Linked DNA regions of Homo sapiens: region 1 is linked to region 2. A link is a contact called in ENCODE Hi-C or POLR2A ChIA-PET data. All regions are on one chromosome and are shown on one strand. The core of a region is the stretch at or near the end of the contact, and the rest is flanking DNA. Distances in the headings are between cores, read along the strand shown.

Region 1 (6,716 bases), core at 4,057-6,556, 520 kb after region 2:
TCAAGGGTCTTTACAATCTAGCCCCTGTGAACTTTCTTAGCCTCATTTCTCATCAGTGCCCACTTCATACTTTATATCCTAATAAGGAATGAATATGAGACTAACAGCCAAAGTGATCTTAATTCTGCAAACTTACCATGTGGTTGTTTAATGCCTATAACACCCACCTAACATCATTATTCACCAGGCAAACTCCTAGTTATCCTTTAAAAGCCTCAGACATTTCCTCTAGGAAGGCTTCCATCACCCCAAACTCCTCCCCAACGTCTATTCCTGCAAATACCTTACATAGGTACTTCAAATTAAATTGTTTCTATTGTAACTCTTATATGTCCTTCCCTCCACAAGTCTCTTAATTCCTTAAAGGCAGAGCCTTACCTACCTCTACATTCTCTGTGCCTACGACAGCATCATGTGCCTGGATTACGGACGTTCAACAATATTTACTAAACTCAGTTTGAATGATCTCTGGTTATATTTGAAATCTTAAGCAAGACTGGAATTTTTAAAATCTATGTTTAAATTAGGCTCATTTCAATCATAAAAAAAACAGACACTAAAGTTGTAAAAGGAGGGCTGCAGTTGCATTAGAAAGCCATCATGAACTAAGGACCTGTGGGGAGAATTTTTCTGTGCAGAGTTGCTCCTTTCTCCTTTGCTTCCTCAGTTTCTGCTTCTTCACATCTTTCATTTGCACATTGTCAGTTCTGGCCTCGCCAGACTCTCCCTCCAACTCCAGCTTCAGTTCCCAGTGCTGACCAATTTTATCTCCATATTTTCTCATTCAAATTTCTGAGGGTTTTTTGTGTTTGGTTTGGGTTTTTTGGCACCAGGCTAGCATGCTCTATTTTTTTCTCTCTTTGGCCAAGCTATGGATCAGCTGCCCTAGGATTAGGTGCCATGGCTGAAGCTCTAAGACCAATTAGCTAACATCCCCCCAACCCTCAAGATACCACTTGTATTTCCTCAGAACCATTACTAAAGTATATTGCTAAAATAATCTTGCATTTCTTTCAAAAACAAGTCTTGCCAAGACTTGTTCACAGTAAGAAAAATCCTACATACTTCTTCACTGAAGCAGCTATTCCAAATATGCAAAGAGTTAATCTTTTATTTCTAGATGTGCACAGAAGGAATCCTCTGTATTGTTATTACTACTTGACAGCAGCGGTTTAAAAAGAACTTTCACAAGCTTTCTGCAAAAATTTCCATACATATATAATGTAAAGAAATGAGCAGTCCAGATGTTGCCTTGTTAAAGTCTATCCCATAATAGCAAGTAATTTTATATAAGGATAAGCACATACATTGACAGTTTATCACTAATTAATGAAACCTGTTTCTCTTCCTCCAAACTACTAGCACTAGGTAATAACTGAAGGCCCCTCACTGAAAAGCTTCCTTGCTAGGAAAAGACGGGTGCAGGCCATGAGAAAGGCATCTAAGTAAGATGTGGTGTCCAATAAAATTGAATTTTCAGTGCTATTAATCTCTTGCTTAAAAACTAGATGTAAATTGGCTGGGCAAGATGGCTCATTCCTGTAATCCCAACACTTTGGGAGACCGAGGTGGGTGGATCACTTGAGGTCAGAAGTTGGGAGACCAACCTGGCCAACATGGTGAAAACCCGTCTCTACTAAAATACAAAAATTAGCTGGGCGTGGTGGTGGGCGCCTGTAGTCCCACCTACTCGGGAGGCAGCCGCAGGAGAATCCCTTGAACCTGGGAGGCGGAGGTTGCAATGAGCCGAGATCACGCCACTGCACTCCAGCCCAGGTGACAGAGCGAGACTCCATCTCCAAAAAAATAAATAAATAAAATAAAATAAAATAAAAATTAGAAAAAAATTAAATGTTATTAGATCTAGAGAGATTACACGTTTTCACTGAGATCAAGCTTAACAGAATAATAACACTATACACATCTTTGAAAAGAGAGGGCAATTTTTTCACTAAAAAAAATGCTGGCTATTAAATGAGTCAACATTCACTGGAAAGAAATATTGTTAGAAAAGGGTAGTGGAGCCAGGTACAGTGGCTCACACCTGTAATCCCAGCACTTTGAGAGGCTGAGGCAGGAGGATCACTTGAGCCCAGGAGTTTGGGATTAGCCTGGGCAACACGGTGAGACCTTGTCTCTATTTAAAAAAAAAAAAAAGAAAAGAAAAGTGTAGAGGGATAGAGGAAATGCTATGTAATAATGGCCCTTCAGAAGATTGGAGAGAAAAGAAAACTTTTTCAAATGCAGAATGTTCTCACATTTCTTGGTATAAAGGAAGGATTTTCTATTTTAAAATCAGGTAGGTGTTCTAGTTAGCCAACCTGTTTATTAACTATCCTTGTCCGTGACTCATTTTAGCTTCATCTATATTAATGAGCAGCTGACTATGTAATACCACAATCATCAGTTTAGACTATACAAACACATAATCTTAACATCTAATTTCAGAGGACAGGAATTTGGTACAATTTAGAGTGCTGATATTGTCTTTAAATGAGGCTTGAAATGAAGGTACCATTAGAAAGCTTTCATTGAGCAAAGACCAGTATACAATGGGCAAGAGGTTATTTGCGCCGCAGCAAAATTTCACAGATTTTAAAAGACAATGTTACCTTGAATGTCTTGGAAAAATTGCAGTCAAACACTAAAGAAGCTGTATGTCCTTATTCTCTTCTTTTTAATAACTGGAGCAATAAGCCAAGATAATTTGCTATCTAAATTCATGAAGTACAGCAAGACTTTGATTTCTTCTCAAAGGAGTTTACAATGATTTTCATTTACTAACTGGGCCTATTTACATGTGTCAAACTAATACAAATGGGAAAATAGAAGCACTAATTTCTTACCTTTCATAGACTCATTGGAGAAGATGATCTCAATTAATAAGAATTTATTGAAAGCCTTAGGGCCAGGCGCAGTGGCTCATGCCTGTAATCCCAGCAATTTGGGAAGCCAAGACGAGCGCATCATTTGAGGCCAGGAGTTCAAGACATGCCTGGCCAATATGGTGAAACCCCGTCTCTACTAAAAATACAAAAATTAGCCGGGTGTGGTGGCACATGCCTGTAATCCCAGCTACTCAGAAGGCTGAGGCAGGCGAATTGCTTGAACCCGGGAGGCGGAGAATGCAGTGAGCCGAGATTGTGCCACTGCACTCCAGCATGGGTAACAGAGTAAGACCCTGTCTCAAAAACAAACAAACAAAAATAAAATAAAAGAATAAAGTGAAACATCTCATTCATCAAATTACAGGTAAGGGTTTAAAAAAAAAAAAGCAAAGGAAGCTTTTTTCTCACCTTGCAAAGTTCATGGCTGACCATCCTCAAGTCAAAACAGCTCTTGTGACAACTACAAACTTTAAAAAATATCCACACGTTTCTTGGTACTGATTTAAAATAAAAACCTCCTTAATCAGTTTTACCTGCTTAAACACAAAGTTATCATACTGTCCAATATAACTCCAATAAACTACTCCTGCATACAGTCAAGCTAATAATAAACAGAGGCCAGAGGCTTCATGGCAGCAAATTTAAAAGTCCTTACATCAAGGACAAAAAACCAAACACCGCATGTTCTCACTCACAGATGGGAATTGAACAATGAGAACACATGGACACAGGAAGGGGAACATCACACCCTGGGGACTGTTGTGGGGTGGGGGGAGGGGGGAGGGATACCATTAGGAGATATACCTAATGTAAATGACGAGTTAATGGGTGCAGCACACCAGTATGGCACATGTATACACATGTAACTAACCTGCACATTGTGCACATGTACCCTAAAACTTAAAGTATAATAATAAAAAAAAAAGTCCTTACATCAAATCAATACAACATTTAGGGGCTCAGATTTTCTTTGAAATCAAAACAAGAGAGGTAGTTTGAGAGTTTGCTATCTTCACTGATCCTCTCAGGAATGTAAAAGTATGCATTAAAATTTCAACCTAGCACTGCTTGAGTTTTTTAAAGCAATTTACTTCTACCTGGACAAGCAGTAAGGCAAGCCAAAGTAGCTGGGTTTTCTGTGACTTCTCAGTCTCCAACCTTTATGGTCACACTAACATTTCACGTTTCTAATGCTCCTAAACATAATTATCTCAAAAAAAAATTCAAACCACAACTGAATTTAAAGGAAGGGGGGCACTTTGCGTCACTGATAGAAAATGATTTAACACAATGAACTTAGAACTGGGTTTTTTCTTGTAACCATAGTAAGGGAGTGAAGATCAGAGAATTTAAAACTGTAACTAGGCTAGTCTCCTCACCTTGCAGTATCTCACCCTATCGGGTAGTCGTTGAAACAACACTGAGAAAGAAAGGCTCACAAAATTTTGATTTACACACATGCAACTTAATCTTGACGACACGTAAGTACCCACTGCACGTCCCTGAAAACGCATCGACTTGATTCTTAAATACAACCCCTATGTCTAATATACTGGCAGTGCAGATACACTACGTGAACACAACGGGGATGGAGGTATATCTCAGAGAACCAGAGGCGTTAGGCCTGCTGGTAATCAAAACGGACAGCTAACTGAAGAAGTCCCGTTTTCTATCCCCACAGCAAACTGAGTTAACTAAGGCATCACTTGGAATCCTCAACTCGCAACCCCAAATACACCCAGACTTAAGGATGCAAGGCCCCTACAAAGCTCTCAGGAGGCGAGTCTCTCGTCCACACCAGGTGCACCTACTCTAACCCTAGCTTCCTTCTCGGACCCTACTCTGGCCCCTCGGCTCCCCGCACCGCCATACCTGGGGGCGCCCCCAGTACTGCATCCCCTTGCTTCGCCCCCACCCCTATCACTTCGTCACTCACCCTGAGTCACCGGAGCCGCCCGCCCGCCCAGCCCAATCCGCCCACAACACCTCCAGCCCCTCACCCTCCCCTCCTCCAGGCCGAGTGGAGCCGGCCTGTCCCCTCCCGCCCACCGCCCTGTCCCAGGACACTCACCCGCGGTAGTAGGCTTTCACCCGGACCTGGTGGGAATGGTCCCCGCTGCCGCCGCCTGCGACCGTGTGGGACATGGTGCTGCTGTCCCTCTGGGTCGGCATCTCCTCACTCCCCCGCCTCAACGCTGGAGGCCGGGGGTGCGGGGGGGCGCTTCGGGCGCCGTGGGGGACTCCGCCGCCTGCGCTTGCCGGAGAACCGCGGCCGTCCGCCCACCTACCTGCCCACCTCGCCCGCAGCGCCGACCCAAGGGTCGCCTCGCCGGAGCAGCCGGAACCGCGCGGCTCCTCCCACTGCCCGTAGGCGCCGCCGCCTCTACAGCCGCCCGGGCCCAAGACACCTCCTGCGTCGGTCCCTCCCACTTCGCTCGCTCCAAAGGCCCACATTCCGGGGTAGGGCGGGCGCAACCATCCAGCCAGCTCAAGGAGCCTCAATACCGGGCTGAACCATCCTTACGGGGGCAGAGAAAGGGGACAGAGGGAATGGGAGACGCTGATCATGGCATCAAACACGCCGAGAGGGGTGCTTTCACGCGAGCTGTGAAAGAGACAATGACCAGCTCTAGATCACTAAAGTCTCTTCCCTGCAGGGACAATGGTAGGGACAAATTCTACGACACCTCACCCTAGCCTCGCAACTTGGTCACGTCTGCGGTCGGCCGACTTGGCACCCGGGATAGATTTGCGTGCAGGTTTCTGGGATTTGGAGTCCTCATAGGATTCTGGGACTTGAGGTTCCTTGCGCGTAGGGTGCCGCGCCTTCCCGCTGGTGAAGTCTGTCTCTCCAGCGTGCTCCCTGGAGCTGTCGGGGTGGAAAACCTGGATCCAGCTTGGGCATCTGAAGGTCCTGGAAATGACTGGGCTTCCTCACGTTCTAGACTTTATTAACTGATGAAGTCTCCCTTCTTCTAATTGCATAAATCGTCTGAATTATACATGTCTTTTGGGGGAACAAGAATTTGGTTACCTGCTCAGCATAACCTCTTTTATGGAAATAATTTAATAACATATGTAACAAATATAATAAAGGAAGAAACTCAACCAGAAAATATGATGAAAAACCGATTTTTCTTCTTTGGGGGCCCCCATATCTAGGCCCTTGTAGACTGCCCTTGCATGGAACAAGAGCCCAATGAATACTTACCCAATCAAGTCAGTCAATCCAAGAGCATTTCATTCTGTAAAAACTGGCTTACCAAAGATTAGAAAGAATCGTCCTTGGCCGGGCGCGGTGGCTCAAGCCTGTAATCCCAGCACTTTGGGAGGCCGAGGCGGGCGGATCACAAGGTCAGGAGATCGAGACCATCCTGGCTAACACGGTGAAACCCCGTCTCTACTAAAAACACAAAAAATTAGCCGGGCGTGGTGGCGGGCGCCTGTAGTCCCAGCTACTCGGGAGGCTAAGGCAGGAGAATGGCGTGAACCAGGGAGGCGGAGGTTGCAGTGAGCCAAGACTGTGCCACTGCACTCCAGCCTGGGCGACAGAGCAAGACTCTGTCTCAAAAAAAAAAAAAAAAAAAAAAAAAAAGAATCGCTCTTGTAACCTAGTCTTTGACTTTCCTAGGATCTTGGCTCTGACACATAATTTACACTGCAACTACAGGTAGCATGAATCCAGCCCCTGCAGCAGTCCTGGTGCTGAAAGAGTTGGAATAATCAAAGAAATAGCTTTCTTTACGATGATAAAATAGGCTTGGGGGACTGAGTCATCAGTTATGTGTGACACTTCAGCGTGGTACGACATCCTCCAACTGCTACAGA
Region 2 (7,045 bases), core at 2,922-5,421:
ATACCATGTTTTGCTAGATGAATATAGCAAGGGACAGGGTGAAGAAGTGGTGGCAAGAAATTAGAAGATACTGGCAGAAATTGGTTTAGGATCTCACCATGTGGCCCAGAATTTGAAAGAAAAGATAAAAGAGGAATTTCTGGATAAAATGAACCTCGATAGTCAAAGAACAAAGGCAAAAGAAATAGAGTCATGAGAACACTGGAAATTTTGAATATTGCAATCTGGGAGGATATTAAGATAACTGTTCCAACTAGTGACAGTTTCTAGGGTGTAAATGGATGGCTGAAGTAGAAACAAGGTCATTAAAAGAAGTGGTCTAGGAACTGAAAGGCTAGGTGATCAGATAAGCCTAATGGATGAATGTTCATAGGATGATAAATAGGTTTCAGATTTTATGCCAACTCAGCCTGAACATTCTGGCTGCCTCAGTGCAGTATTGAGAGGGATTCTGAGGCCATTTTAAGGGCCAGACAAAAAGAGTGCAGGAGTTGGCATGTAGAAGAAAACAGAGTAAGGTATGACTCAGGAATTCAAAGAATGAGAGGTAGTGACTAGTTCAAGAAGAATTGCAGGCATGCAATAAATATTAATCACCAAGTTGATATTCTTTTCTTTCCAGTCAGGCTATATTTCTTCTCTTATCTCTCTTCAACTAGTTACCACCATGAACCCAAATCCCCATTCATTTTAAAGATGGCTTAAAATCTTCCTTTGCCAGCACTTTTTGAGTTTTGTCCAATCAGAGGTCACTCAGTGGAAAACTGTACAGCAACATCCATACACACTTAAGGAATTCCAAGCCATTCACATTGAACCCACATGGTCTCTTAGGAGTGCTCCCAGGGTTGTGTAGAAGAAAAAGAAAGCAAATTGGACCCTTTACAGAAAACACATTTTTATTATCTGTGAAACTCAACTGGCCATTTAGAGTATGATTGTTCTGTACTTGGAACAGTGGAAAGATGGGCCAAGTTATAACACATTAAGCATGCATATTATTTCAATTAATACTCATGATGGCCCTGTTGATGAGATATTATCACTACCATTTATTTAACAAAGTATTTAAAATACTTTGTTATTTTAAATTAAAATTACATCTTTCATGTAACAAAATACAGATGCATGGATAGCATAAATTAAAAGTCTTTTTCTCAACACATCTTACACCCTTGTCCATTTTGTTGACAGAGACAGTCCCTTTGAGATTAAAACACTTGTCAAAAGTCACATAGGGAGTGGAAGAGGTAGCAATGAAAGCCATGTTTGTCTAACTAAAGACACTTTAATCTTTGTTTTATTACTTAAACACCATTGCCTAGTACTAGTCTTTTCAGGAAGGATATTACAATGAGCAGAAAAGATAATAAGCGGCGATCATGAAGACTACTTATTATTAACTAAACAGAAAGATGAGGCAATGTCAAGTGATATGGTTTGGCTCTGTGTCCCCACCCAAATCTCATCCTGAACTGTAATAATCCCCATGTGTCAAGGGTGGCACCAGGTGGAGATAATTGAATCATGGGGGTGATTCCCCCATGCTGTTCTCATGATAGTGAGTGAGTCCTCACAAGATCTGATGGTTTTATAAGGGGCTTGCCCCTTCACTCAGCACTCATTCTGTCTCCTGTGGCCCTGTGAAGAGGTGCCTTCTGCCATGATTGTAAGTTTCCTGAGCCTCCCCAGCCATGTAGAACTGTGACTCAATTAAACCTCTTTTCTTTATAAATTACCCAGTCTCAGGTATTTCTTTATAGCCACGTGAGAACAGACTAATACATCAAGGAAAATGGAAACTGACACAAATGTAAAAATTCTATTGAGACAGACTGACCTAAGCTGGTTCTGTCTATGGTTCTGGACTTGCTTATAAAAGCAAGTGACAACAGCAAAAATATGGAATCAATGTAAGCGCCCAACAATGGATGAATGGATAAAGAAAATGTGGTATACATACAGAATAGAATATTATTCAACCATACAAAAAGAATGAAATCCTGTCATTTGTGACAACCTGGATGAATCTGGAAGACATTTTATTAAGTGAAATAAGCCAGATGCAAAAAGACAAATACTATATGATATCACTCATATGTAGAATCTAAAAAAAATTGAAAGGCTAGGCATGGTGGCTCACGCCTGTAATCCCAACACTTTGGGAGGCCTAGGAGGGAGGATCACTTGAGATCAAGAGTTCAAGACCAGCCTGGCCAACATGAGGAAACCCCCATATCTACTAAAAATACAAAAATTAACTGGGCATGGTGATGTGCACCTGTAATCCCAGCTACTCGGGAGGCTGAGGCACAAGATTCACTTGAACCTGGGAGGAAGAGGTTGCAGTAAGCCAAGATCATGCCACTGCACTCTAGCCTGGGTGACAGAGTGAGACTCCGTCTCAAAAAAATAGATATCATAGAAGCAGAGAGTAGACGGGAGGTTGAGGCAGGAGGATCACTTGAGCCCAGGAGTTTGAGGCTGCAGTGAGCTATGATTATGCTGCTGCACTCCAGCCAGGGCAACAGAGTGAGACCTTACCTCTAAAGAAAAAAAAAAAAAGAAAGAAACAGAGAGTAAACAGTGGTTACCAGAGACTAGAGAGGGGAGTGGGGAAGAATGGAGAGAGAGTGGTCCACGGTACAAAGTTATAATTAGATAGGAGGAATAAGTACCGCTGTTCTATTGCACAGGAGGGTGACTGTTACAAAATAGCTAGGAGAGAAGCTTTTGAATATTCTCACCACAGAGAAATGATGAATGCATGAGGTGATGGATATACTAACTACTCTGATTTTATTGTTATACAACATATATATGTATTGAAACCCTAAATTGCACACCATAACTATGTACAATTACAATGTGTCAAATTTTTTTAAAAAGGCAATTGAACATATAGTTGACTTTCACTTCAGCCAAAGATGGAGTAATAGGGACAGGACTTACTTTCCTCCTGAAAAAAATCTGGAGAAAATATATGAAACAACCAAGACCATGGACATCAGCAATGCAGGACAGTAATTCCTATGGACAGTTGCCCTAGGTTACCGCCTGGAGAGAATGTCCAAGCTGTGCCACAGGGAAGTGGAAAGCAGAAGGGCCCAGTGTTCTCTCTGAGTGGAGGAGATGAAGCAGGGAGTCTGGGAAGGTGGAGTCAGCTGGAGTTCTTGGGGCAGAGTTGCAGAGAGGAAAAATCTGCATGCTAAGGGAACTCCAGAGGTCTGTGGAAGGTTCCCTTTGGGTCTTTAGCTCCATACTGATTGGCACATGTAAGATAAGAAACTATCTGAGGTCGGTATACAAACCAACCAACAGGATTAGAGGGAACATAGCTGAGGCTCACACAGAACCAGGAATAATTTCTGATCTACCAGCCACAGTACAAAACCTCTTAATTCACTGGGCATCAGATGGTGTATTGAAAAGGTCTTTGCCTCAAAAGAGGAGCAAAATTAGGTCTAGAATAAATGATGCTCTGGTCTCACCTAAAGAAAAACCTTAAAATCAAGACCCAGAAAGATCAAAGTGTGTCTAGATAACTTAATTGTTAGGACAAATCTCATGCATGTTTATAGGAATATACAAATATTCAGCACTCAACAAAGTAAAGCTGCCAATGTCTAGCATCCATTCAAAAATTATCCAGCATGCCTCTTCCTCAATCCATGTTTTCAGTTCTGATCCATCTGTTCCATATTATTTCCAGCTGTACCTTAGGTAGCAAATGTTAAATGTGTCTTTCCTCTCTGCCACTTTCTCTGAATTCTTAGCAGCTTTCACTAGGATTTTGAAACTGCATTCCTGTACCCAAAGACCTCTAGGCCTCACTTGGTTTCTCTCCACTCTCCTGCTAACATAGCCTGAAGCCACCTTTTAGAGAGGATACAAACAAAAACAAAAACCCAAAAACAAACCAAAAAAGGAATGTTGTAGGCCCCAGCAATTTCTTGGTGTAATTCATTTACTAAGAACTGCTCCTTTGGGGACGAATAATCCAGCTTGTCTGACAATTTCTATGTATTATATGCCACTCAGTACAAAGTGTAGTAGTTTAATGACAGGAAGATTTGTGTTGTGAGTAATCTGAGCAAATGTTCCTCAAAGCCACAAGAAGCTTAGGGTTTAAAGGCAAGAAATTTGGGAACGTTTTAAATGTGACTCATCCAGGTAAATAGGACCACAAATATAAAATTCAAAACACATGCTCTAAAAATATCCACATCTTCACATGAAGCATGCTCTCCTTATGTAATAAGGCATGTCTTTTAGATATTTTTCAGAAAGAATCTGATTTCATTCTTGAGAAAAGCTATTAAATTCTAAGATCTGTGCTTTGTGTGATCTCAGTCTCCTGACTAAAGCCTCAGGCAATAATAATATATCAAAAACAAAATCGGCATTGAAAAGATTTTAAAATAGAGGGAACTGCAATAATCTCTTCCTTCCTGGAGGCAGGTCTCTCAGGCTAGGGATGGAGTCACAGGATTCACCTAGAAACGCTTGGTATCCTTGGGATGTCCTCTTAGGTAAGAAAACAAACAAACATCCAAGTATTTGTCAGATTCCTACCACGTGCCAGATTCTGTGTTGTGTGCCAAAGGCTTGGAATAAAATGAAGCCACGCCCCAGCCTCGCAGTTAGTGATGCTCTTATTCAAGTGGTTTTGGTTTGGCTGCCTCTGACACTTTATTCCATGTTGCCTAATAGTTTTAAAAGCCCCTATTTTATAGTCAGTGCATCTTTCTGTGGGTCCCCAGAGAAGGGAAGACTGTGAGGTAAGGGAAATACAGTTTCTTCCCTCCTCCCTCTCTCTCCTCCTCCTTTCATGCCCTTCTGGGCTCTCTGACAAGGGCTGTTGTGGGCGGGGGAGCTCGCAGCGTTTGAGGCTTTAGTTTTAAATTCTGTTCAGGTTTTCCTCTAAGTACTGCTCTTCACTGTGTCTGCTCATAACTGAGTCTCCCCACTTTCCTGGCTCTGCTTATTCTTAGAGCTCAAAGGCCCCTAGGATCACTTCTTCTGCCCCAGCCAAACTCAGCTCTCCCCTCCATTTTGATGTACCAGAAACAACTTTCGGTCCACAAGAAACAGTGGGTTTGTTTGGCAAGTCCCAGGACACTGGGGTATGGCCTGGCAATCAGACCCTGCTGGGCTGGGCTGTGAGTGGCATGTGAATGTGAACGCTCCTACCATGAGCGGCATCAGGCTGTGTCCTGCTCCTTCCCCTTCTTTCCTTTGTATATAGTGATCCCTGTCCCTGGAACTCTTCTCTCATTCCTGCCTACTGCCTCTATTTTCACCTAGCCAACTCCTTTCTTCAAATGTTTCCTCCTATAGAAGTCTTTGGGGGTTAGGTAGTGTTATGGACTGAAATGTTTCCTCTGCTCCCAAATCCATATATTGAAATCCTAAACCCCAGTTTTCAGAATGTGGCTTTATTTAGAGATAGGTTCTTTTCAAAGGTAGTCAAGCTAAAATGAGGTCATTAAGGTGGGCTGTAATCCAACATGACTGGTGTCCTTATAAAAAGAGAAAAGTGAACACAGAGCCGTGCAGAGGAAAGATGATACAAGGAGACACAGGGAAAAGACAGCCATCAACAAGCCAAGGAGTGAGTCTCTCACAGCCCTCAGGAGGAGCTAGCTCTGCCAACACCTTGATCTTGGACTTCTAGCCTCTAGAACTGTAAGAAAATAAATGTCTGTTGTTTAAATCGCCCCACCCATGGTATTTTATTATGGCAGCCCGAGCTGTTGCACTTAGCCTCTCTGAGCTTCAGTTTCTTCATGTATTGACTAGGGGTGATAATTTCTATTTTATGGGTGGATGTGAGGATTGAATGAGATGATATATATGAACATCCCTGGATAGATGGCTGTTCTGTGCACAGGGACAGGCAGGGCATGTCTGCACAGCAAGTGGGGACTGAAGCCAATTTGGGACTTATTGATCATCAGGTGCCTATGGGACATCCAGGAAGACACTCTAGTAGCAATGGCACATACAGTGCTGGGTGAGTGCCAAATCCATGTCAACTGAATTCCTTTATTTTCCCTGTTCCCCATTTCTCTCTCCCTCATTTTCATATGTGTAATCCAACAAGGCTGATGTTCTCCACACCGCCTTTCCATCTCCACTCTTCTCTCTACTCCTTATAACCTGTCAGCACAAACAATAAAATGTGTATGTATCTATCTATCTGCCTCTATTACCTGGGAAGTCATTTACTTTATGAAAAAAATAAAGATTGGAAACCCATGGGGCTTATGGAGGATGTAGAGAATGTTTGAATGGAGCAGGGCTTCCTTTGTGTCACAAAGACGATAGTGGGTGGTATGGATGATTTGTGAGGTTTTTGATGGTACTTACCATGAGGAGACTTGGGGAGGCAAACCAACTCATTTATAAATATGAGCTACTTCCTTCGAACATTTTATACTGAGACATGTAGATAGAAATGCCTCAGGCATGAATTCTTGGCAATTTAGTTGCTTCTGGGTTTTAGAGAAACAAATTTAAGTGCATTAAATGATTATATCTGGGAAATTATACCATACTGCTTTGAAATTAAAAAAAGCTCTGTCATAAGCTCAACATGTGTAAGTATATGTAAATGCGTGTGTTTATGTGTGTGTGTGTGCGTGCACACACATACATGTGTATTTGTGTGTTTGAATAAGAAAGTAAACTGAGGGAGAGGAAGATACTTGATGTTCGTTTATATTCACTAGTCTTTTATCTCAAGCTGAAATCTTTTTTCTTTGGATACCTGTGGTTGTCTGATCACCACAGGTGTTAGTGAGAGCTAACAAAATGACCAGAGAGAAGAAATATAAAATTATACAGAGAAAAGCCCAGACTAGACTTTCAAATCTGACCCATTCCATGATGTATTGCCTTTCACAGAATTATGAGCCATAGCATGTCATAACCAGGAAGGACACCACTGTCACCTGGTTCAGCTCCCTCATTCCAAGGCAACGATGGGAGGAACAGAGAAACAAAGCGATCTGTCTAAATGACCCATGGAAAAGCAGTGGGG

The links. Hi-C counts contacts between places; a loop is a spot of excess contacts on that map. ChIA-PET counts read pairs that join two places held with the same protein, here RNA polymerase II (POLR2A). Pooled maps may share reads with other maps.
Region 1: a loop to region 2 is called in a map of tibial artery, with 4 times the contacts of the local background. The contact joins the promoter of PRKCI here to the enhancer-like site in region 2. A Hi-C loop is called at or near these places in 1 of 168 maps with a recorded cell type or tissue (tibial artery) and 2 of 50 pooled maps. POLR2A ChIA-PET finds 5 or more read pairs at or near these places in 2 of 52 experiments (OCI-LY7 and activated CD4-positive, alpha-beta T cell).

Annotation. Positions count from the first base shown.
Region 1 is chr3:170,221,014-170,227,729 of GRCh38, reverse strand. PRKCI (protein kinase C iota) reads right to left here and starts at 5,306. Exons shown (of 18, transcript NM_002740.6): 1 at 4,960-5,306. The coding sequence starts at 5,060. RefSeq lists a silencer at 4,946-5,235 and enhancers at 5,416-5,575, 5,586-5,645, 5,716-5,775.
Region 2 is chr3:170,739,022-170,746,066 of GRCh38, reverse strand. All of the region lies in intron 5 of SLC7A14-AS1 (SLC7A14 antisense RNA 1), which reads right to left. Among named protein-coding and RNA genes, the nearest start is that of RPL22L1, 130 kb to the left of the region's middle. Within about 2 kb of position 4,171, at least 15 of the 41 ENCODE cell types and tissues checked have a DNase peak (open chromatin) inside an H3K27ac peak, as active enhancers do; they include tibial artery, where a contact is called at or near this core.